Linked DNA regions of Homo sapiens: region 2 is linked to region 1. A link is a loop called in an ENCODE intact Hi-C map of the cell type or tissue named here. Cell type or tissue: heart left ventricle. All regions are shown on one strand. Each heading gives the region's core, and the rest is flanking DNA. Links, peaks and the distances in the headings are about the cores only.

The links. A loop is a pair of places that touch in the nucleus more often than their neighbours do. Peaks named below come from ENCODE experiments on the same cell type or tissue, not always from the same donor. Only the 100,000 strongest peaks of a DNase experiment are listed, where the experiment ranks them.
Region 2: it touches region 1 in a loop (2.7-fold over the local background); 26 of 110 quality-filtered maps call a loop at or near these places.

Annotation. Positions count from the first base shown.
Region 1 is chr7:1,060,792-1,072,638 of GRCh38, reverse strand. The region is part of intron 2 of CHLSN (cholesin); the gene reads left to right. It overlaps CHLSN-AS1 (CHLSN antisense RNA 1), which reads right to left and starts at 6,908. Exons shown (of 3, transcript NR_187853.1): 1 at 6,555-6,908. RefSeq lists enhancers at 1,274-2,056, 2,057-2,840, 6,766-6,935, 10,066-10,235 and a silencer at 7,992-8,286. In heart left ventricle, for the core only: CTCF peaks have their summits at 6,472 and 6,700 (motif pointing right); a DNase peak (open chromatin) is centred at 6,708; H3K4me3 peaks cover 704 bases.
Region 2 is chr7:909,362-921,208 of GRCh38, reverse strand. It overlaps ADAP1 (ArfGAP with dual PH domains 1), which reads left to right. Exons shown (of 11, transcript NM_006869.4): 4 at 1,159-1,241. Among named protein-coding and RNA genes, the nearest start is that of GET4, 39 kb to the right of the region's middle. In heart left ventricle, for the core only: a CTCF peak has its summit at 6,837; DNase peaks (open chromatin) are centred at 4,418, 5,088 and 5,368.

The DNA of each region.
Region 1 (11,847 bases), core at 2,616-10,615:
TACAAGGAGGGCTGCAGGCCTAGCTGGCGGCACTGGTGTTGCCCCTCAGACGTTTAGGGAAGCAGTAACTTCAGCCCACAGACCGTTTTGGAAAGCTCTGTGTCTCAGATGCAATGATCATATCTAATTATGAAATGTGTTTAATCATATGCCTAAGCGCAGAAGCAGAACGCACAGCCCTTCCTTGACTGGACCCCATTTGACCCTGGAAATCCGAGGAGCAGTCGTGGTCCCGTGAGTGTGCAGGGCCTGGCAGGGCCAACCGGTGTCTGCCCCACTGCGTGTGTGCAGGGGCATTCATGAGCTTCGCTGCAGTCGTGCGTGCTTTGGACGTTTTCCGTGCCCTCCTCAGCACACGGGCTGCAGATGGGGAGTGGCGAGAGAAGAAGGGCAGCAGAGGCACCGTGGGCGGGTCAGTGTGTGCTGACCGTGGGCAGCCAGGATGCTTACGGCTCCAGGACCATGGGGAGGTGGGGGCACTCTGTGTGCATGGGAGGGTCTGGGTATCGGAAGGCCATCTTGGATCCCCGCTTAGGCCAGAGTCTAAGGTGTCTATGGATGCCTTGCCCAGGGCTCTTCCATCCTGAGCGCTGGGCCCCTCCCCGCTCTTCCCCTGTGTGGCTGGGTGACTGTTGGGTGCCACTTGCCCGGAGCTGCTTGGCTCTGTCCTGCAGCCTCCCCACGTGTGCCGACCAGGTGCAGAGCCTGTGCTGCGGCCGTGCGGCCTGGGCCTGGGGGTGCAGTCTTGGGTGCCGAAGCCCTCCTTCTAAGGTGTCCTAGGCTGGCTCCGCTCAGGTGGGTGAGTCCCACAGGGGCAAGGCTGCCTGTTGTATGTGGTGTCGCCCGCAGGCATGCCATTCCACCTTGTCCCATGCTGGTGACACCGAATGTGGTCACTTGACTGAGGTGGGCGTGCATCATAGGACTTCCCTGGCAATGCGTCCTGTGGCGACGGTGCCCTCCTGACCCCTCCCACCCGGTGCCTTTGCGTCTCCTGAACCTGTTCCTGCCCAGGGTCTGTGGAAACAGTGGCTTCTATGAAGACTCACAGTGGTACTTCTCCTCCCTCTCCCCTTTCCTCCCTCTCCTGCCTGCTTTTTGGAGTGTCGCTGTGGACTCATCAGTTTTTGTGGTTTTTAATGTATTGTGTGGCCAGTGGGAGCCCCCCAGCTGCCCCCACCAGTGCCCAGGCCCACCTCACATCAGCTTTTCTCCAAGGAGCTCTGGTCCTCTCAGCGCACCTGAGACTACCAGTGCTAGTGCCACAGAGCCCGGGGCCACAGCACCTTCCGGTTTCACCACTCACCAATGCATCGTTTATTAAAGTTTCTTTCAAAAAGAATTTTTAAGCCTATGTTGTTGTACAGCTGTTTCTCGCTTGCTTTTCTTGCCATTGCACCTGATCTGCTGCTGACGTGCGGGAGGGTCATTAAAAGATTGACTTAAATTTGATACCAGAAATGTCAGTGTGGCTTTGCTTGAACAGCCGCGTGCGGGGCCTCTATGAGTGGAATCCAGTCTCATGGCCCCCCCATGGCTCCTGTTACCCTGGAGGAGGCTACTCCATGAGGCTGGCTCCGGTGGCACTGCCTCGGGGCTGCATGTACATGTGTGTGCATGTGTGTGCATGTGCGTGTGCACGTGTGTGTGTGCCCGTGTGCATGTGCCCGTGTGCGTGTCTGTGCTGTGTGTGTGTGCATGTGTGCGTGTCTGTGCGTGCTGTGTGTGTGCGTGCATGTGTGTGCACGTGTGTGCATGTGCACGTGTGCGCACCCGTGTGCATGTCCGTGTGCACGCGTTGTGTGTATATGTGTGCACGTGTGGATGTGTGTGCATGTGTGCACGTGCGTGTCCGTGTGCGTGCGTGTGCATGTGTATGTCTGCGTGCGTTGTGTGCATATGTGCGTGCATGTGTGCGCGTGTGCGTGTTCATGTGCTCGCGTGTGCATGTGTATCGTGCACGTGTGCGTATGTGCGTGCATGTGTGTGCATGTGTGTCCGTGTGCGTGTTGTGTGCGTGTGTGCATGCATGTGTGCATGTGTGTGCGTGTCCGTGTGTGCGTGTTTGCGTGTGTGCACGTGTGTGCGTGTGTCCCTGTGCACGTGGTGTATGTGTATGCATGTGTGCATGTGTGCGCGTGCATTCGTGTGCCCGTGTGCGTATGTGCGTGCATGTGTGCTGGCCGGGCAGAGGGGCTCCTCACTTCCCAGTAGGGGCGGCCGGGCAGAGGCGCCCCTCACCTCCCGGACGGGGCGGCTGGCCGGGCGGGGGGCTGACCCCCCCACCTCCCTCCCGGACGGCACGGCTGGCCAGGCGGGGGGCTGACCCCCCACCTCCCTCCCGGATGGGGCGGCTGGCCGGGCGGGGGGCTGACCCCCCCCACCTCCCTCCCGGACGGGGTGGCTGCCGGGCGGAGACGCTCCTCACTTCCCAGATGGGGTGGCTGCCGGGCGGAGAGGCTCCTCACTTCTCAGACGGGGCAGCTGCCGGGCGGAGGGGCTCCTCACTTCTCAGACGGGGTGGTTGCCAGGCAGAGGGTCTCCTCACTTCTCAGACGGGGCGGCCGGGCAGAGACGCTCCTCACCTCCCAGACGGGGTCTCGCCGGGCAGAGGCGCTCCTCACATCCCAGATGGGGCGGCGGGGCAGAGGCGCTCCCCACATCTCAGACGATGGGCAGCCGGGCAGAGACGCTCCTCACTTCCTAGATGTGATGGCGGCTGGGAAGAGGCGCTCCTCACTTCCTAGATGGGATGGCGGCCGGGTGGAGACGCTCCTCACTTTCCAGACTGGGCAGCCAGGCAGAGGGGCTCCTCACATCCCAGACGATGGGCGGCCAGGCAGAGACACTCCTCACTTCCCAGACGGGGTGGCGGCCGGGCAGAGGCTGCAATCTCGGCACTTTGGGAGGCCAAGGCAGGCGGCTGGGAGGTGTAGGTTGTAGTGAGCCGAGATCACGCCACTGCACTCCAGCCTGGGCACCATTGAGCACTGAGTGAACGAGACTCCGTCTGCAATCCCGGCACCTCGGGAGGCCAAGGTTGGCGGATCACTCGCGGTTAGGGGCTGGAGACCGGCCCGGCCAACACAGCGAAACCCGGTCTCCACCAAAACCAGTCAGGCGTGGCGGCGCGTGCCTGCAATCGCAGGCACTCGGCAGGCTGAGGCAGGAGAATCAGGCAGGGAGGTTGCAGTGAGCCGAGATGGCAGCAGTACAGTCCAGCTTCGGCTCCGCATGAGAGGGAGACCGTGGGGAGAGGGGAGAGGGGAGAGGGGAGAGGGGAGAGGGAGAGCTATTTATTGTTTTTTGAGACGGAGTTTCGCTCTGTCGCCCAGGCTGGAGTGCAGTGGCGCAATCTTGGCTCACCGCAACCTCTGCCTCCCAGGTTCAAGCGATTCTCCTGCCTCAGCCTTCTTCGTAGCTGGGATTACAGGCATGTGCCACCACGCCCAGCTAATTTTGTATTTTTAGTACAGACGGGGTTTCTCCATGTGGTAAAGCTGGTCTCGAACTCCAGACCTCAGGTGATCCGCCCGCCTCGGCCTCCCAAAGTGCTGGGATTACAGGCATGAGCCACCGCGCCCGGCCTAAACGTGAGACTTTTAATGACGGTCTTGCAAGATCGGGTGTCTGGTGGGCAGGCACACCCAGCACGGTCACAACAAGCCATTTATCCCCCAGTACGCAGGCCCCTCCCCCGGTTCCTCACAGGCTGAGTACTCTGGGGTCACAGTCTTCCCGGACATCACCTATTGGTTGTCGGGCAGGGGCTGTAGGTGTTTTTTTAGGGTTGTCCTGCTGCATTTTGTTGCAGCCCACAATGCGTTGCAATCCTAGTCAGCTCAGGGGCTTTTCAGGTATTTGACTTATGACCTAAGTAGCTGGGCAGACTGATAAGAACAGACAAAACAAGCTATGTTGCAGACGAGTAAAACTTTCGTCATAGACTAAAAGTTTTTGGGTCAGGTGAAGGCAACTAAGCGTTGGGGGGAAGACTGGGGATGGGGAGGCCGACAAGCAGGCATCGGCAACCCAGGCAGGGGCCTGGTCTTCTGTAGCTTGCTGACCTAAGCAAGCAAGACACTGTGTCTTGGAAGTGGACCACTGTGTACATTATTTCCTTCACTGAGAACTGATTTTGCAAAGCCGAGTTTGTGTGACTGTGGAGGGCGAGTGTCCACACCAGGCAGCGTCCAACTCAGCGCTGTTTCTCAGACTGATGTCCCGGGGACAGTCACAGACCCCCGGGGCTGTCCTGCTCCCTGCCGGGTGGCAGTGACCATGGGGATGTGCATGAGGGCTCTAGGTCTGAGGGGTGGTTTGTCCAAGGTCATGGTCAGAGCCAGGACTGACACCTGGGTTCCAGCCTCCGTGCCAGGGGTGTGGCGTGAGCACCACGAGGGGAAACTGGGGACATGTGACACACTGCAGCGCTGAGGGGCCCTGTTCTGAGGAGCCAGTGGAGACCTGAGGACAAAGCATCCGTGTCTCAAGGCTTTGCCCTCTGCTAAGGTGGGCACTGCAGGGACCCCTGAGCTCCACAGAGAAGCGGACCTTACTGGGAGAGGAGCCTGGTGCGCAGGACCGTTGCTGGGGCCGCAGCGTGTGCTGCAGCGTCCAAACGCAGCTCTGGGTTTGTGACTGAGCATGGCGGTGATTCTGCCAGAGGCGGGAAGCCTCCCTGGTGTGCACTCCAGCCTGTGTGAAAACTGTGCCCCAAACCCTCACCTCTGGGGTGCACTCCAGCCTGTGTGAAGACTGTGCCCCAAACCCTCACCTCTGGGGTGCACTCCAGCCTGTGTGAAGACTGTGCCCCAAACCCTCACCTCTGGGGTGCACTCCAGCCTGTGTGAAGACTGTGCCCCAAACCCTCACCTCTGGGATGCACTCCAGCCTGTGTGAAGACTGTGCCCCAAACCCTCACCTCTGGGTGTATTCCAGCCTCCAACAGACTGTGCCCCAAACCCGCACCTCTGGATGTACTCCAGCCTCCACCAACAGACTGTGCCCCAAACCCTCACCTCTGGGGTGCACTCCAGCCTGTGTGAAGACTGTGCCCCAAACCCTCACCTCTGGGGTGCACTGCAGCCTGTGTGAAGACTGTGCCCCAAACCCTCACCTCTGGGTGTATTCCAGCCTCCAACAGACTGTGCCCCAAACCCGCACCTCTGGATGTACTCCAGCCTCCACCAACAGACTGTGCCCCAAACCCTCACCTCTGGGGTGCACTCCAGCCTGTGTGAAGACTGTGCCCCAAACCCTCACCTCTGGGGTGCACTGCAGCCTGTGTGAAAACTGTGCCCCAAACCCTCACCTCTGGGTGTATTCCAGCCTCCAACAGACTGTGCCCCAAACCCGCACCTCTGGGTGTACTCCAGCCTCCACCAACAGACTGTGCCCCAAACCCTCACTTCTGGGGTGCACTCCAGCCTGTGTGAAGATTGTGCCCCAAACCCTCACCTCTGGGTGCACTCCAGCCTCCACCAACAGACTGTGCCCCAAACCCACACCTCTGGGGTGTACTCCTGCCTCCGCCAACAGACTGTGCCCCAAACCCTCACCTCTGGGATGTACTCCAGCTTCTGCCAATAGACTGCCCCAAATCCTCACCTCTGGGGTGTACTCCAGCCTCCGCCAACAGACTGTGCCCCAAACCCTCACCTCTGGGTGCACTCCAGCCTCCGCCAACAGACTGTGCCCCAAACCCTCACCTCTGGGTGCACTCCAGCCTCCGCCAACAGACTGTGCCCCAAACCCTCACCTCTGGGGTGTACTCCTGCCTCCGCCAACAGACTGTGCCCCAAACCCTCACCTCTGGGGTGCACTCCAGCCTTTGTGAAGATTGTGCCCCGAACCCTCTCCTTTGGGGCATGTGGGGCCTTCCCTCGTGCCGGGCTGGAGGCTCAGGCTTAGGGATGGGCATCGGCCTCCCCAGCAGGCCCCTGGCAGACAGCTGGGGACGCAGTACCAAGGGTCTGGGGCTGGTGGTCTGGGAGCCTCTGGGCATCCCGTGGACAGACAGGTAGGAGGGCAGGTAGGTAGAGGGCAGGTAGAACCCCTCGTCCCCCCTTCTCTCCTCCAGCTTTTTCCACGTTGAGGTCTGGTCCTGGACTTCCCAACTTACTGGAAGGAATGGCCCGGGATCCTGGGACAGTTTGTAGGGAAGGGAAAGGCTGTTGAGCAGGGCCCCCCGCCGGGAAACAGGCAGTATCCTCCGCTCCCCTGTCCCTCAGCATGGCCCGGAGCTGGCATCTGTGGGCCACGATGGGCCCCAATTAGCCTGGCCCCAAATCTGCTAGGCGGCGTCCAGGCGGCGTGGGGGTCCCGTAGGAGCCCCGCCGGATGCGCAGACACCTACGGCCGCACCGTTGCTGCGTTTGTCGGTATTTTTCCCATTCCGGTCCCCTTCTGTGGGCCTGGGGAAATTCTGGGGGAGGGTGGGCTTTCTGGGCCGGGACCCCGCAGCGCCATGGAGCTTGTCCAGGAACAGAACCGGCGCATTCTCCTTGTCCTCCAGCCGCCGGCTGCCGGCGAAAGCCGTGGCGGGAACTCACCGAGTCGTGTCGGCCCCATGCCGCCTATTGAGAGGCATCCGTGCCGGCCGCGCAGGGCTCCCTCTGGTCCAGGCGCTCTGGTCCTCGGCGGGGCCCCTGCTCTCCTGGTGGGGCCCTGAAAGTGACGGCACCCCGACGGCCACTGGAGGGAGCTCCAGAACCGAGCCTGCCCTTGAGGCCGGAAACCGCGGCTGGCCCTGGAGCTGCCTTTGGATCGCGGAGTATTAAAAGTGCCCGCACTTGAAATCTTACTGCGTGTCCTGAAGAGAGCCCTGTCCCTTTCCCATGAGATGCTGAGCCGTGATCTGTACTCGGGAAGCACACAGATCTCCTGTCTCCACCCTGGCGTGTTCTGACAGGTGCAGCCGCTGTGTCACCAGCACCCCGGCAAGGGAGACCGCCTCCGTCGCCCCTCCCTGGCCCACGCCCTCCCAGACCCGGCCCTCGTCGCCGCTGTGTCGCTGGTGAGGTGGGTTCCCTGCTCTGGAGCTGCTGAAGAGGCTCCAGTACTTTGCACGTGCTCACATCTAGCTGTGTCCCCGCAGCTGCATGTTTTGTGAGGTTCACCCTGTTGCCGCGCCTGTCCCCGGTGGGTCCATTTCGCTGACGAGTAGCATTCCTTCGATGCGCAGGCCACATCTGTTTATCTGTCCACCTGTTGATGTGCAGTTGGGTTGTTTCCAGTGTTGGGCTCTTATGAGCAAAGCTGCCGTGAACATTTGTATACAGGTGCTTGTGTGGACTTCCGTTCCCATTTTTCTTGGGTAAATGTCTGGAATTGGGACAGCGGGGACAGATGTTAACCATGTTTAATTTTGGAAGTGGCTGCCAAGTGGGGTACGTTTTACCTTCCTCCCACCACCTCAGCTGCACACTTAGTGTATGCCAGTTGGCTGGAGCTGGGCAGGAAGCCAGCCTGTCCAGCCTTGGGTCTGGAGAGGGGCCCCAAGGGGTGCCGTGGCCCCTAGAACAGGATGGGGCCATGTTTCCTCCTGCCCAGGGCCTCATCGTTTCTCAGACTGGTGCTGGGAAGAATCTTCGTGCCCCAAGGGGCTCTGCAGAAAGCGTCCTGTGATGATTAGGGTTGGACAGCGGGGAACGCTGTCTTTTCTCTTTAGAAGCCTTAGTGTGTGTGGCACAGCTCAGATGTCCTGCAGAAAAGAATCGGATGCTGCTCGCTTGACCCGGCGTTTCCCACCCTCCCTCCTGGGGCCTTCTGTGCGCCCTGAGTGTGGGGTGGGCTGGGGCTTCTGGAGCCCTGGAGCCTGGCAGCAGGGGCTGCTCACTGCTGTGGGACCCTCTGGGCTTCAGTCTCCCTCGTGTCCATGGGGCGTCCCCCAGGGTCCCTGCTGGCCCCACATCCGACAGTCTGGGGCCAGGTGACTCGGCCGAGGGAGGAGTCCCTGCACCACGCTAGTTTGGGTGGATGCAGGGCTGGCTCTGGAGACTCAGCCTTTGTCTGCCGGTGCCTTTCAGGGTGACACTTGAGCTTTGAGCTTCGGTTCTCCTGTGTGAGGTCAGCTCGGGATTCCCTCCCTTCCTCTCAGGAGTCAGGGTGTTGCGTTTAGGCGCTGTGGGAAGCTCAGGGTCAGGGTCTGGAACCTGTCAGTGCCCCTGCTCCCCACCGCTGTTCCTTCTGCCCTCACCTTCCATGTCTCCTGCTGGGGGCAGCCTCCCTGCACAGCGTCTCCTCAGAGTCCCTGGAGCAAGGTAAGCCTTGTCTCCCTACAGAGCCACCATCTGCTTCCAAGAGTGGAGCCATCGTGCGTCTTTCCGGGGCCTGTTCTGTGGCTGCTAAGGGCCTGGTCTCCCCATCTTCACGTCACAGCCCATCAGGACCCGGCGCTGTGTCGGGTCTCCTACCCTGCAGCCGACGCGTGTGAAGCCTCTTCCGGTCACGGTGTTCCCGGGGAGGAGACAGACGTGTGTGTTTGTGTGTGTGCATGCGTGCTTGCATATGTGTGCATGCTTGCACGCATGTATGTGTGTGTGTATGCTGCCTGAGGCACACACATCTGTCTAAAGTTCGAGATGTTGAAGTGACTCCCTCCCCTCAGAGGCTGCCAGTTTTGAGTGTGGCTAGTCCCCCTGCCCCCCACCTCTGCAGAGGGAAGAACAGGCTGTTTCTGAGGGGTCTTCCATCTTCCAGGTGGGGACTTGCGGAGCTCTGACTTCTCTGTGGTGTGGTAGAGCTCGCCCTTCTGTGGAAAGAGAACAGCACAGGTACAGGGGTACAGTTAGATTAAGGAGCCGTGGCAAGGGCCCACATTCAGATCAAACCAGGAAGGACCTTACATCACTTAGAAACGTGGGCAGAATCCCTAAAGAGGCGCTTCTTTGGAGAGGCCAAGACGTCATTAAGATGGGAAATGCCTTAATCCTCCCCTGGCTTGGCACAAAATACCAGAGACACATGGCACCAAGGGCAGGTGAGGACGTGAGACCACACTTGGTGAGCGTGCGCGGCTGAGGCTGTGTCTGCCCGAGGAGTGCCCCACGCAGGGGCCCATGGTGGGCGCTGGGAGACACGGCAGAACAGCGCCGCTTCGTGCACGAACGCCTGAAGTTGGAAACAGTCCCCATGTTTGTCAGCAGCAGAGTGGACCAGTGAATTGTAGTGCCTGGAACCCGTAGGACACGGGACACGGGAAAATGACGCACACCCCAGGAGCAGCACAGGGAGCCCGTTTCTCAGGAGCACCCGATCAGTCACAGAGTGAGGAAGAGAGCCAAGGCAGTGAGCAGAGGGAAAGCCAGGGGCTTGCTTATGTTGCCAGACCGGCTGCCAGCCCCTGCCCAGTCCTTGTCCCAGCCTCAGGACACCTCCCATCTGTACCCAAAGATTTGCTGTTTGGGGACAGCGTCGCGTGGAAGCCCCAGATGTGGCCGGGGTCAGCTGGCAGTGTCAGAGCTGTGTTCATCTTGTGGTCCCCCAGCGAGTCAAGGTGGCTGAGCAGGATGGGGCGTGGGTCTGTGAGCGATGCCAGAAGACACAGGATGGAGGAGCCCAGAGAGAACGGAGGGGGCAGGTCAGATGCACTCACACGCTCAGGCTTGGCAAAGCCAGGCAGGCCCAGAGCGATTCTGTAAGGGTTAGGGTTCAGATGAGGGTGTTGAGGGTTAGGGTTAGGGTGGTTAGGGGGTTAGGAATAGGGTGTTTAGGTGAGGTTTAAGTTGGTTAGAGTTAGGGGTTAGGGGTAGGAGTAGGGGTACATGTGAAATGGGCATGTTCACGTTATGCTTCCTGCCTAGATTCTCTGCTCTTCCTTCACTTCCCAACCTGACGGAGTGCGGACCGTGCGCACCGCCATACAGCTCTTGCCAGGCTGCCCTGTGCAGCAGGGCGGAGGCAGGAACGTGTGCTCTCACTTCTGCCGGAATCCTTGGGAGGGCTGCAGGATACCCCAACACCTCAGTTCCATCCTCAGGGCCACAGAAGCCCTCAGGGGTGTAGTCAATGGTGACTTTATTCTTATTTTTCTGGGAGGAGTAACGCCTGTGTGGGGCAGGCCTGCTCCTTCAGCCCGCGTGGCTTACTCCTTCGCCAGCAGCCAAGGTACTCCCTCTGCTACCGTTTGAGACGTGTGGAGACATGGTTTGCGTGCCGGGCGTGTGTGAAGTGGAACCACTCCTGGGTGATTGGGTGGACAGAATTTCTGCAAAGAGGAACTACAGAGGGGTAACCGAAAGTATTAAGACGTACAATTCGAGGGGAAATAACCAATTTTATGATACTTTCTGTTACGGTTACTATTCCTGCTTTCCCTCTGTCGTGTGCTGTGTATGAAAGAAGACGTGTGTAGATTTCCTGATCTCTTCGCCACAATTCACACTAGATCCAGCTTCCTACAATAACTCTTAGAACTTTAATGAAGTGAATCTACAACTAAACTCCCTTTCTGGAATCTTACTTAAGGAAGCAGGGCAAGGTTTTTTTGTGGATAAACAAAAATAAGATGAATGATTTTTGAACTATAGTAGTCAAGAAGTGTTGGTAGCAATATCATTGACCCTGGGACGTCACGCGCTGAAAAACTCGCATCCTGGTGTCTCACAAACTGGGGAAGAATTGGGGAGTTGGGCAGACGGCTGCCTGGAAGAATTAAGCAGTTGGAGAGATGGCTGCCTGGAAGAACTAGGGAGTCGGGGAGACGGCTGCTTGGAAGAATTGGGGAGTTGGGGAGATGGCTGCCTGGAAGAATTGGGGAGTCGGGGAGATGGCTGCTTGGAAGAATTGGGGAGTTGGGGAGATGGCTGCCTGGAAGAATTGGGGAGTCGGGGAGATGGCTGCCTGGAAGAATTGGGGAGTTGGGGAGACGGCTGCCTGGAAGAACTGGGGAGTTGGGCAGATGACTACCTTGACTTTTTACAAGTAGCTCCTTTTTCTGCCCCGAGTGGCTCAAGTTCTTGTGTTCTGTGTGTGATGAGGTGAAGGCTTTGGGAATCTCTCAGGGGCGGCAGGAGGCTCAGGAGGTGCCGAATCTTCCCAGGTGAAGGCAACATAGAATATAGATGAGCAGGTGTCTCAGGAACAGTCAGCGACGCAGCTCCTGGGAAGCAGCCACAGAGACTGGCGGGAGCCTGGGGATGAGGACGGAGGCCTTGGCGCTCAGTGGAGGGTCTCAGGCAGCAGAGGCTGGCGGGAACCTGGGGATGAGGAGGGGACTCGCTGGGTAGGGGGTTGGGGCAGGCCATGGTGCACAGTGAAGTGTCTCAGGTAGCAGGCGAGGGTCTGCGCTGGAGGCATGTGCCTGCCCTGTGTGGGGCCCACCAGGAACAAACAGCTGACCAGGCAGCAGGGTGTCCCTGGGGCCCTCCACAGGGCCACCCAGCAGGGTGGGATGAGGGGTATTGAATGCAGGCCAGTCCCTGCAACAGACCCACAGAAATGAGCCAGTTTGCACCCAAAGCCACTGAGAAATTGAAATAGTGATTTTAGGCCCCTCCTGCCTTTGGGGAGGATAGTTGGATGGTGTAATTCCCGGGCAGAGGCAGCCCAGTGCCACCCTCACCTGTGTGTGGGGTCCGCCCCTTTCCTGGGAGCTCAGCGTGGAGCCAAGGGGGGCTGGAAAGTATCGGCCAGGAAGAGGGTCTCCTGGTTCAAGCACGGACACCCCACCCTGCAGAGCTGGGCTGCAGGGGTAGGAGGGTTGGGCTGACGGCGCCAGCCGCTGGGCAGGGTTCTGTGGGCTTGTGTGATCACTTCCTCATCGGATGCCAGGGTTTCCGCGCAGGCATGGAGATGGGAAGCCCAGGACCATCAGAGACGCGGCCCTTACACCAGCTCCGGCTC
Region 2 (11,847 bases), core at 2,169-10,168, 150 kb after region 1:
GGCGGCTTCCAGGGGTGGGAGGGACCCTGGAGGAGATTCTCCCCAGAACACCTGGAGGGACCAGCTCGGCCGACGCCTTGATCTCAGACGTTTGGCCTCCGTGACCGAGATGATACATTTCTGTTGCTTTCGGGGACCGAATTTTGGGGTGATCGTTGTAGCAGGTGGGGGACACACACACACCTGGGGCCAGGGGCCAGAGACCCAGCTGGGACCCATCACCCATCAGATCCTGTGGGCGAGGATTCCCGCCCAGTCTCCAAGGCTGTTCACGTGGGCCCAGCAGGAAGCCACAGGGTTCCTATTTGTTCTTTGCCGCGTAATTCCCTGGGAGTGGAAAAGGCTGGGGCGGCTGCCTGTGCACCTGGGCCGTGCCGGGCCTGTGTGTGGGTCGTGGTTTCTGCAATGGTATTGGCTTCACTCGAGTGAGTCACGGTGGATGGGGAGGCCGTGGTGGGTGGCTCTGGGCAGGGATGTCTGGGCTCAGTGGGTGCCGTGGGGGGCCCTCGTCCCGGGCTTTACTCTCGGGGGCTTCTCCTCATCCCGGGTCTTCCTGGATTCTTGGGTATTTGCCGGTAGTTTCTCCTGATGCCCCGGACGCCTCCTGACCTCGACGGGTGCCCTGATAGCTCCGTCCTGTGTCTCAGAACCACGTGGAGGGCGGCACGGCGGGTGGAGGGCGGCACGGGGGGTGCAAGGTGGCAGCACGGTGGGTGGAGGGCGGCGCCGCGGCCACTTCCCAGATCCGGTCCAACGAGGTGGGGAGGGTCGGGGAGGGCCCAGGGGCGTGTGACTCGGGGTGGGGGGGCCTGGCTCAACCCCTGTACCCCAGCCCTGTGGGGCATCAGCTGAGGCCAAGGTGGGAAGGAGAGGGGAGGCACCAGCCCGTCCACCGGGAACGCTTGTGCAGAACGTGAGGCCTGATGCTCCGGGGGCCGAACGCACAAGAAACCAATAAACTAATATCAGAGTGAGAAGCGTCCCGGGCAGGAGGCTGACCCTGCATTTCTTCCGGGATCTTGTGCCCAGAGGGGCGGCTCGAGTCTGCCGGGGGTCCCTATGAGCCTCTTGAGATGTCCAGGGTCCGGGCCAGAGAGCGGCGTGTGCTGGGTCGGAGGCCGCCTTGGCCCAGTGGCTCAGTCTCTCCTCTCCCCACAGGCTCCTTCGAGAGCAGTGGATCCGGGCCAAGTACGAGCGACAGGAGTTCATCTACCCGGAGAAGCAGGAGCCCTACTCGGCAGGTGAGGCCACCCGGGTGGGGTGGGGCCTCCCGGCTACCTCTCCCTGGCTCTCTCCCTCCCTCCCCCATCTCTTTCCCTCCCTCCCCCATCTCTTTCCCTCCCTCCCCCATCTCTTTCCCTCCCTCCCCCCATCTCCCTCCCTCCCCCATCTCCCTCCCTCCCCCCATCTCCCTCCCTCCCCCATCTCCCTCCCTCTCCCCCCTTCCCCCCCATCTCCCTCCCTCTCCCCGTCTCTCCCACCCACCCCCACCTGTCTCTTTCTCCCCTGTCTTTATCTCTCTCTCTCTCCCTCCTTCTGTCTCTCTTTATCTCTCTGTGTCTCTGTTTCTCTTACTCTCTCTTCATGTCTGTCTCTCATTCTCTGTCTCTCTTCCTCTCTCTTCACGTCTATCTCATCCTCTCTCTATCTCTGTCTCTCCCTCTCTCTCTCCTTCCCTCCCTCCCTCTCGTGTGGACAGAGTCATTATTAACCTGGGTAACACACTCGTGAGTTTGAACCCGCGTCCCCGGACCTGTTTTGCCCTCTGAGTGACGTGACTGAGGGCTTGGGGTCGCCACAGCTGTCTACAGTCCAGCCCTGAAGGAGTGGGGTGCATGGGGACCTCGTGGGGCCGTGGCTGGCCCCTCCTCTGCTGGTGGTGGCCACGCACTTCCATTCGGGGGTGGCCTGCAGGGACCCCTGTCTCCAGCAGTGTGGGCAGGACCTGAAGGCCCGGGTGAGGGGCGTGAGGGCGTCCTCTGTGTGGCAACACTGTGCTGCAGGTGGGGAGGGTGCGGCCCCGGCCTGCGGCCTCCACCTCCCCTAGGCCTGCCTGGGTGCCCTTGGGGGCCCTCGGGTGGCAGAAACATCCAGGCAGCGTCTTGGAGCTTCGTGGGCTGGCGGGGCTGTGGAGGTGGGCGCTGGGAGGCAGTGCCATGGGGGCCTGGGAGGCCAGCCCACCCCAGCCTCGGTCTCCCCACCCCAGCCTCGGTCTCCCCAGTGCTGCTTAGCTGGCCAAGCCTCTGGCTGTGCCCCCCAGCAGTCCCCAACTCTGCCCCCCAGCAGTCCCCAACTCCTGCTTCTCCTGGCATCTCATTTAAACCCTGGGGCTTTGAGTTGGAGCCCCCAGCCGGGTGGGCTGGCTTCCTCCTCCTGTCTGCTCTGTAGGAGGTGGGCTCGGGTACTGTGGGCCTTGAGTGGTTTTTTCCCCAGGGCAGCTGGGCGTCTGCACACTGGAGCTTCCTGAGTGCCCCTTTCTCCACCGTGTCGACAGGGAAACGGAGGCAAGCCTAGCCCTAGGGCCTGGTTCTGAACGTCAGCACGGGCAGGGCGGGGTCCAAAGGCTGGATGGGGATGTTTGGTGCTGCTGGGCATGGCCACGTGAGGAAGGAAGCAGCCCCCAGGGCCCGGACCTGCAACCCCAGCACTGCCCCCACTGCCCTTGTGTAAGAGAGAGGCTGCCCTGGAATGGCGGAACACGAGGTCGGGAGCCGTGTCTCAGGCCTGTAATCCTAGCACTTTGGGAGGCCAAGGCAGGAGGATCACTGGTGGTCAAACAAGCCTGGGCAACATCTAAGATGCCCTCCCTTTAAAAAAAAGAAAAAATTAGCTGGATATGGTGGCACCACCTGTAGTCCCAGCTGCTCGGGAGGCTGAGGCAGGAGCAGCCCTTACGTGCAGGAGTTTGAGGCTACGGTGAGCTGTGTTTGCACCACTGCACTCCAGGCCGGGTGACAGAGCAAGACTCTGTCTTAGAAACAAAAAAGGGTCGGGCACGGTGGCTCACGCCGGTGGTTCCAGCAGTTTGGGAGGCAGGTGGATCCGTTGCAGTCAGCAGTTTGAGGCCAGCCTGGCCAACATGGTGAAACCCCGTCTCTACTAAAAATACAAAAATTAGCTGTGCACGGTTGGCGCACACCTGTAATCCCAGCACTTTATATGGAGGTCAAGGCGGGCAGATCTCCTGATCTCAGGAGTTCAAGACCAGCCTGAGCAACGTGGCGAAACCCCATGTTGCTCATTTTTTGGACTCTACCAAAAAATGCAAAATTAGCTGGGCGTGGTTGGCGCACATCTGTGGTTCCAGCTACTTGGGAGACTGAGGCGGGAGGATCTCTTGAGCCTGGGAGGCGGAGGCTGCAGTGAGCCAAGGTTGCACCACTACACTCCAGCCTGGACGTCAGAGCGAGAGTGTGTCTGTAACAAGAAAAAAGATGAATCGTATTTGTGAATCTCACCCCAAGAATAAAAGAAGCACCTTGGGAGGCCTAGGCGGGCGGATGGATCACTTGAGACCACGAGTTCGAGACCAATCTGGTCAACGTGGCAAAACTGTTTCTAGTAAAAAATACAAAAATTAGCCAGGTGTGGTGGCAGGTGCCTGTAATCCCAGCTCCTCGGCAGGCTGATGCAGGAGAATCGCTTGAACCTGGAAGGCGGAGGTTGCAATGAGCCGAGATTGCGCCTCTGCACTCCAGCCTGGGCGGCAGAGCAAAAGTCTGTCTCAAAATATGTGAAAGAGAGGCGGCCCTGAAATGGCTGAACACAGTCCTGGTGTTGTAGGTGGGTTCAGTGGAGAAGCCCCTGACCCCCAGTGCTCCAACCCCTCCCAGCCCTCCCTGGTAGAGCTGGCACTGCGCCCCCCTCCCGTGCACCTCCCCGGTAGAGCTGGCACTGCGCCCCCCCTCCCGTGCACCTCCCCGGTAGAGCTGGCACTGCGCCCCCCTCCCGTGCAACTCCCCGGTAGAGCTGGCACTGCGCCCCCCTCCCGTGCACCTCCCCGGTAGAGCTGGCACTGCGCCCCCCCTCCCGTGCACCTCCCCGGTAGAGCTGGCACTGCGCCCCCCTCCCGTGCAACTCCCCGGTAGAGCTGGCACTGCGCCCCCCTCCCGTGCACCTCCCCGGTAGAGCTGGCACTGCGCCCCCCTCCCGTGCACCTCCCCGGTAGAGCTGGCACTGCGCCCCCCTCCCGTGCACCTCCCCGGTAGAGCTGGCACTGCGCACCCCTCCTGTGCACCTCCCCGGTAGAGCTGGCACTGCGCCCCCCTCCCGTGCACCTCCCTGGGCTCTGTCAGGACCGTGGATTTTCTCCCAGGAGCGGCGTGGGGTGAGCAGGGGTGACCGGTGGGAGGCTGCCCCAGGCCTGAGCAAGGCACCTCCCCAGGTCAGGCTGGGGTCTCATGCAGCGGTCCTGTCGGCTCTGCCCTCCTCCAGGGCAGCTCCTGCCCCCCCAACCCCCACTTGGCACACAGCCAGCCTGTGCAGGCGCTGATTCAATTACTGTCTACCCAGACAGCAATTTCTTCCTCTCAAGAATCCCTGTGTGTGTGAGGGAGAGAGCAAGAAACGGTCAGGGGATGAACACGCGGGCACCTGGACCTGCTCAGCACCCAGCACACCCCTCGCTCCACTCCTGCCTTAAACCCCCAAAGAATCACCCCAGAGCCCCTCCGTTTCCCTCGGCAGAAACATCTTAGCAATTTGTAGCAAGGTGGCACGTGGCCTCACTTCAGAGGCAGGCATGGGCTGGGCTGGCGTGACCACAGGACTGAGTTTTGTGTCTGTTCTTGTATCAGAACCCTCTGGTTGTAAAGGATGGAAAATCCAACTTCACTGGGTGTCAGCAAAACTGGAAATGGATTGACTGGAATAACAGGGCACAGCTTGATCTAGGGGTTTAGCTGGTGTCGTTGGGACCTGGTTTCAGCACCTCTATCTCCTAGTTCTGCGTCTCTAGGTTGGCACCAATCCTCCTGGTGGCCACCTCCTTTGGCAAGTTTGGGTTTTACATCCCTGCTCTCCCGGGCTGCCAGGAAAGGTCAGGTGTGGCTCACAGAAGTGCTGGAAAAAGTCCCTGTCTCGTCACCTCTGACTGGTCGGGCCGGGATGTGACTTGGGAAACGTGGCGCCCTAGGTGGCGTGCCCGCCTCTGGCCCCTGGAGTGGCCCTTCTGGGGAAGATCAGGTCTGGGCTCCAGAAGTGGGGGTGCGTGCAGGTGGCAGACAGTGTCTCGTGGGCAGTGGGCGTGGGTTCTGCAGGCAGGTGGCAGACGGCATCTCGTGGAAAGTGGGCGCGGGTTCTGGGTTCTGCAGGCGGGTGGCAGACAGCGTCTCGTGGAAAGTGGGCGCGGGTTCTGGGTTCTGCAGGCGGGTGGCAGACAGCGTCTCGTCGGCAGTGGGCGTAGGTTCTGCAGGGGTATATGGGTGTCATTGGGCTCAGGGCCAGGAGGTGGTGACAGGCCTGGTGACCCAAGACGCCTCCTGCCCCAGGCCCGAGGCTGCCCAACTGGAATCCTGTTCCTGCCCCACTGGAATCCCATTCCTGCCTTTGCTGTTGTCTGAGATATTCCCTTGAGAGCATTTGAGATGAGCTAAAGCCTCCCGTGTGACCCTCGGGCAGGGGTTGGAGGGAGGGAGAGGCCTCCCAGCAGGGTAGAGTCGGGGCAGAGGTTTTCAGGCACACGCTTGCTCGCAGGGTCGGAGCCCAAGGCCTTGGCCTTGCCTGCCGGCCTCTGAAGCCCACGCTGAGTGAATGGCCGCTTCTCATACCAGGCCCGGCGGGGCGGCCACGTCCGCAGCACCAGGCTCATGATCTGCCTGTGGAGACCAGGCCGCATGGGCTGTGCCCTCTGTTCTCTCCCCTGGATGGGTGTGAGGATGGTGGGGAGGTGCACAGTGTGCATGAGGCACGGGTGAGGTACACAGACGAGATGTACGGGTGTGTGCGGCACAGGTGAGATGCACAGGCGAGGTGTGCAGGTGTGAGTGCAGGGCTGGCCCTTTGTGAAGGTGCCGTGAGTGCCGTGGCCAGGTGTTACCTGGCAGCAGGGTGGCAGCCTCTTGCAGAGGGCATGGGGTCGTAGACTGCGGCTGCTCCAGAGTGTGTGGCTGCTGTCTCCCTTGGGCCACGGCACCTTCCAGGTCGCGCAGGAGGCACCAGGCACGCCAGCCAGAGGGCCTCGGGCCCCAGAGCCCCGGCTGCAGGGAGGCTGCTGGGATCCCAGGGACCCAGAGGTGCTGAGTCGTATGGCCCTGTGCTCAGGGCCCACTGACACCCACCTGCTCAGGGCAGGGCTCACCCCTCCTTGAAGCCTCCCCTCTACCCTGCCCCTGCAGCCTGGTCAGTAGGCACGAAGGCCTGGCTGCTTCAGACGGCCAAGTGCCTGGGGACCAGCAGGCGGTGACTGTCTGTGCTCCAGGCTGCTGTCTCTGGGTGCTGTGCAGGGCGGGGTTCCAGGGCCCTGTGAGATGCCCTGCCTGTCTCCTTGTGTGTTCAGGGGCTCCAGGGCACCTCTCCCACAGACCTAGCTGCCCGCTGCTATTTGGAACCCTAGGTTCTGCCCTTTGCTGGATGGATGAGGGAGCAGGTGTCCATCTGGTGCTCAGGGTTAGACCTCAGGGACCCCCCGAGCCTCCCCATGGCCCCCACCCTGAGCCCATGTCTGGGTGGGTGCAGCAGCAGGAGAGGACGTGTCCTCCTGTCTGGGGCGGCCCCGTGGGCAGAGCCTCCTCCACAGGGCTCCAGCGCCAGTTGGCAGTTCCCGGGCCTCCCAACCCCTCCCAGAGTGCACTGGGGATTCCCGGCGGCGTTCCTGCCCTGCTCCCTGGCTTTGCCACCAGAGCCCTTTATCACGGCAGTGGCGACACCTCACGACCACAGGGAAATATAGAAGTCCCTGCGGCAGGGCCCGGGAGGAAGGGGAAGCTCGGGGCTTGGGAAGGGCCTGCCACACCCACAACCCCACGTTGGCCAGGTGAGGCCTGGGCCAGGTGGCTCCCGCTCTGCACAGAGGAGTGGCTGCAGGTCTGCCCTGGAATGAGCCGGAACCAAGAACTCCTAGAGGCTGTGCCACGCCCAGTGCCCACAGCCTGCACCTTGGCTGTGGGTGGAAATGGCCGGGTTGTTCTCACAGGGCGGGGGCCCCAGATGTCCTGTGTGTGGGCCACGCCACCCAGGACCATGGCTGAGGAAGGCGGAGCCCCACTCCATCCCTCTGTTAGGCCACCCAAAAGGAAGGATCACCACCGGGCTTTTCTGAAGGAGTTTTTTGTTTGTTTGTTTTTTCCTGCTCTGTTGCCCAGGCTGCGGTGCAATGGTGCGGTCTCAGCTCACCGCAATGTCCACCTCCCGGGTTCCCGCCATTCTCCTGCCTCAGCATCCTGAGTAGCTGGGACTACAGGCGCCCCCCACCACGCCCGGCTAATTTTTATATTTTTAGTAGAGACAGGATTTCATCATGTTGGCCAGGCTGGTCTGGAACTCCTGACCTCAGGTGACCCGCCCGCCTCGGCCTCCCAAAGTGCTGAGATTATAGGCGTGAGCCACCACACCTGGCCTCTGAAGGAGCTTTTAATGGCTAAAGCTGGGGGAGTAATTTGAGCAACAAAAGGAAGATGGTATAAGGGGATTATAACAGGGGAGCAAGGTACACACCCCCAAGTCCATAGACATATACATAAAGAATGGAACAAGTAAAGAGAAAGGGGAGGACCGGGCGCGGTGCCTCACGCCTGTAATCCCAGCACTTTGGGAGGCTGAGGCAGGCGGATCACGAGGTCAGGAGATCAAGACCATCCTGGCTAACACGGTGAAACCCCGTCTCTACTAAAAATACAAAAAAATTAGCTGGGTGTGGTGGCGGGCGCCTGTAGTCCCAGCTACTTGGGAGGCTGAGGCAGGAGAATGGTGTGAACCCAGGAGGTGGAGCTTGCAGTGAGTGGAGATCACGCCACTAAACTCCAGCCTGGGCGACAGAGCGAGACTCCGTCTCAAAAAAAAAAAAAAAAAAAAGGAAGGGGAGGAGGCCAGCAGCCTTTGCACACGAATTCCAGTTAATACAAAAGAAGGCCGGGCACCGGGGCTCATGCCTGTCATTGCAGCACTCTGGGAGGCCGAGGTGGGAGGGTTGCTTGAGCCAGGAGTTCAACACCAGCCTGGGCAACGTGGGGAGACTCCGTCTCAAGACAAAGTTTAATAATTAGCTGGGCATGGAGGCGCCTATGGTCCCAGCTACTCAGGACACTGAGGTGGGAGGATGGTCTGAGCCCAGGAGGTCAAGACTGCAGTGAGCTGTGATTGCACCACTGCACTCCAGTGTGGGCCACAGAGAGACCTTGTCTTAAAACATAAATAAATAGGCCTGGCGTGATAGCTCCAGCTACTCAGGAGGCTGAGACAGGAGAATAGCTTGAACCTGGGAAGCGGAGGTTGCAGGGAGCCGAGATCGCGCCATTGCACTCCAGCCTGGGCAACAGCGAGATTCCGTATCAAAATAAAATAAATGCAAGAGGAGTGAGGGAAGCGGAAACACCTCTCGAGGTGCACGTTGCAGTAACCTGTGGCAGGGAAGCCCCTCTGTGGCCGCTGTGTCTCCCCAAGATGCTCTTTGACGACAAAGGACCGGGGGAGAAGCCCTTGGTGTCGGTGCGTAGCGGAAGGTGCGTCGCTGTGGCCCCAGGTGAACCTCAGCCCGCTGAGCCAGCAGGGCTCCCCCACCCTCTGCGCCGCCTCCCTGGGCCAAGGTCACTGCGTGGGGACGCGCCGCACCCCTCCCCCAGATGTGGGGGTTTATCCTTGTGTCTGAGCCAGACTTGCCCCCCGCCTGCCCCTGGGGGTGACCCTGGTGACAGCTGCTCCCACCGCGGGCTGGCCCCGCCTCGGGCCGCAGCCTCAATGGCGGCTTTCACAGGGGCCTGGACAATGCCTCATGTTGTCCTGAGGGCCAGGCCCTGGTCTCGCTGAGACGCGGGGCTTCCTGCTCTAGGCTCCGGACCCCGTGCTCCTGTCGGAGCTTCTGTGGTTCCCCTGTGGTTCAGGACGGCCCCTCCTGGTGGTACCAGGCAGGGATGGGCCGACCGTTGCCGTAAATGTCACAGGGCAGACGGAGCCCAGGAGGGGGCTGGGGCTGTGCACGAGGTCTGGGGCCTCGGTTTCCCCGTCCATATAGTGGGGACGATGGTGTGCGGCACGAGGGCGCTACTGGGAACATCACCAGCCGTTCCTCGCAGGCAGCGCGAGGCTTTACGTGGCCCATGAGGGGACGGGTGTTTGGGGCCAGGCCAGAGCTGTGGGGCTGCCCCTCGGGGGGACGGGTGTTTGGGGCCTGGCCAGAGGTGGTAGGGCTGCCCCATTGCCCCTCTCTGGGTGGGTGTCGGCTCCTGGCCCTCCGTGGGTCCCCCGCCCCCTTCCTGGCCCTCCGTGGGACCCCCGCCCCCTTCCTGGCCCTCCGTGGGACCCCCGCCCCCTTCCTGGCCCTCCGTGGGACCCCCGCCCCCTTCCTGGCCCTCCGTGGGACCCCCGCCCCCTTCCTGGCCCTCCGTGGGACCCCCGCCCCCTTCCTGGCCCTCCGTGGGACCCCCGCCCCCTTCCTGGCCCTCCGTGGGACCCCCGCCCCCTTCCTGGCCCTCCGTGGGACCCCCGCCCCCTTCCTGGCCCTCCGTGTGATCCCCGCCCCTTTCCTGGCATGTTTGTCTTACAGGAGTCAGGGTTCGCTGTTCTTGGGCGCTGGGGCCCCTGTGTGGGGGCCTCAGGGTTTGGGGCTTGGGGAGGGGGGTACCCTGGGGCTGACTTGGCCCTGAGGGTGGCCCCTCCTGCAGCCTGGGCAGCCTGGCGGGGATGGGGGCATCCACACGTCACTCTGGGCAGGAAGGCGCTGTGGAAACTGTGAACCCGTGTGTGAGTGGGGGGGTCTCTCCAGGCCTGTCGGGGGCCGGGCCCCATGCTGGGGGCTATATGAGAATAGGAACAGGGTGAGAGCTGACCCCAGGAGCCCTCGTCCACCCTCTGGCCTCACCCCTGGGAACAGGGAAGCCTCCCTGTCCTGGCTGTTTGGAGAGAGAGCTCCACGCAGGGCGAAGCTGGGACCTGGAGCCCTCCGCAGGATACGGCCCGCTGGTTCTCAGCCTCTGCCGGCCCCAGACGCACCAACCTGGAGAAGGTGCATTAATGGGTCGGAGAGCGTGGGTGGACGGGCCAGGCAGGGAGAGACGGAGCCCTGTGCGGGCTCACAGAGGAGGCCTTCAACTCTAAGGCCTTACCCAGCAAGGAGACACTGCTCTGCCGTGGGCTCCGGTGTTTGCCTCCTGAGGGAGGGCAGGAGCCACTAGGACCCAAAGGCCGGAAGCCAGGTCCAGGCCCTTCACAGGGACGGCCGGGGTGCAGTGATCAGGGCCTCGGCCCCGTTCTCAGAGGCCACCCATCCATGGTGCACCCCTCCCTGTGGAAGGCCAGAGGCCCCATGAGATATGGGGATGCAGTTCCCACCCCAGAGGGTCCACCACCCTGTGAGCTGTCACTCAGAGCAGGGCCACGTGCTTCCCTGCCCCAGTTTACAAGACAATTAGCATATAAATCACATACGTGAGGTGTGATTTACATCTACTTTGCATATCCTATTTAGAGTGCAGTCCCAGCTCTGACAAATCCAAGACCCAGCAGTCTCGGGCCAGGCGTGGGGCTCACGCTGCAACCCCAGTATGGTGGGAGGAGAGGCAGGAGGGTCACCTGAGCTCAGAAGTTCGAGACCAGCCTGGGCAACGCAGTGAGCTCCCATCTCTACAAAAAAATACAGAACTTAGCCGGGTGTGGTGGCGTGCATCTGTGGTCCCAGCTACTCGGGAGGCCAAGGCTGGAGGATCACTTGAGCCCGGAAGGTCAAGGCTGCAGTGAGCTGTGATAGTGCCCCTGCACTCCAGCCTGGGTGGGGAAAAAAAAAAAAAAGCCTCGTAAACGGGTGTGGGCTTTATGTGAAGGCTGTTCCTGTTTCCTCGGATTTCACTTCTCTCTGAGGCACGTGATGTGCGCGCTTCACTGTGGTGGAAGAAACGGCCTGGCTGCTTTCCAGGGACTGGGGCACCTTACATCCCCACGGGCAGCGTGGAAGGGCCGGCGTCCCCGCCCACAGTCGGGCGCCTGTGTGTGCACACTGGTTTGGTTTTGCCGTTCTCGTGGGTCATGGCGATGCTGAACGTCTTTCCTGCTCTTAGCCGTGCGGTGGGCAGAAGGGCTCCTCAGAGGCGTCTGAGCAGGGCATGGGGTGTGGACTGGACCCAGCTCCCCACAGGTGGGACAAGACCTGGCACACAGTGGGACCGGCACACAGTAGGGCCTGGTGTGCAGTAGAACCCCCCCCACCCCACACCATAGGACCCGACACACAGCGGGACCAGCTCACAGCAGGGCGCGGCACGCGGTAGCTGTTTGATAAATACTGGTCGAGTCCTGCCCCAGGACTCACGAGTCCTTTAAGAGAAAATGGCCATTTCTGGCCACAGCCCACCCGGCTGTCCAGGACGCTGCCGTGTGAGGGGCTGCTCTGTGGGGAGAAGCCCCGTCTCACTGGCTGTTGCTGGTGCCGACTGGGGGCTGCAGGCCCCTGAGGTCCTGGCCCTCCCCAGCGAGGCCAAGGGGCTGGCCAGGCATGGGGAGAGCAGAGGCTCAGCCTGAGGTCTGGACTGGGCGTGGGGCGCGTCCGGGACCGTGGCCAGCGCCGTCCTGAAATACACTCCTGCGTCGTCATTGCCCCTGGAATGCGGCGTCCTGGCGCCTGCTGTCGGGAGGACCGGGGTTCCCGCTGGCGCCTGCTGTCGGGAGGACCGGGGTTCCCGCTGGCGCCTGCTGTCGGGAGGA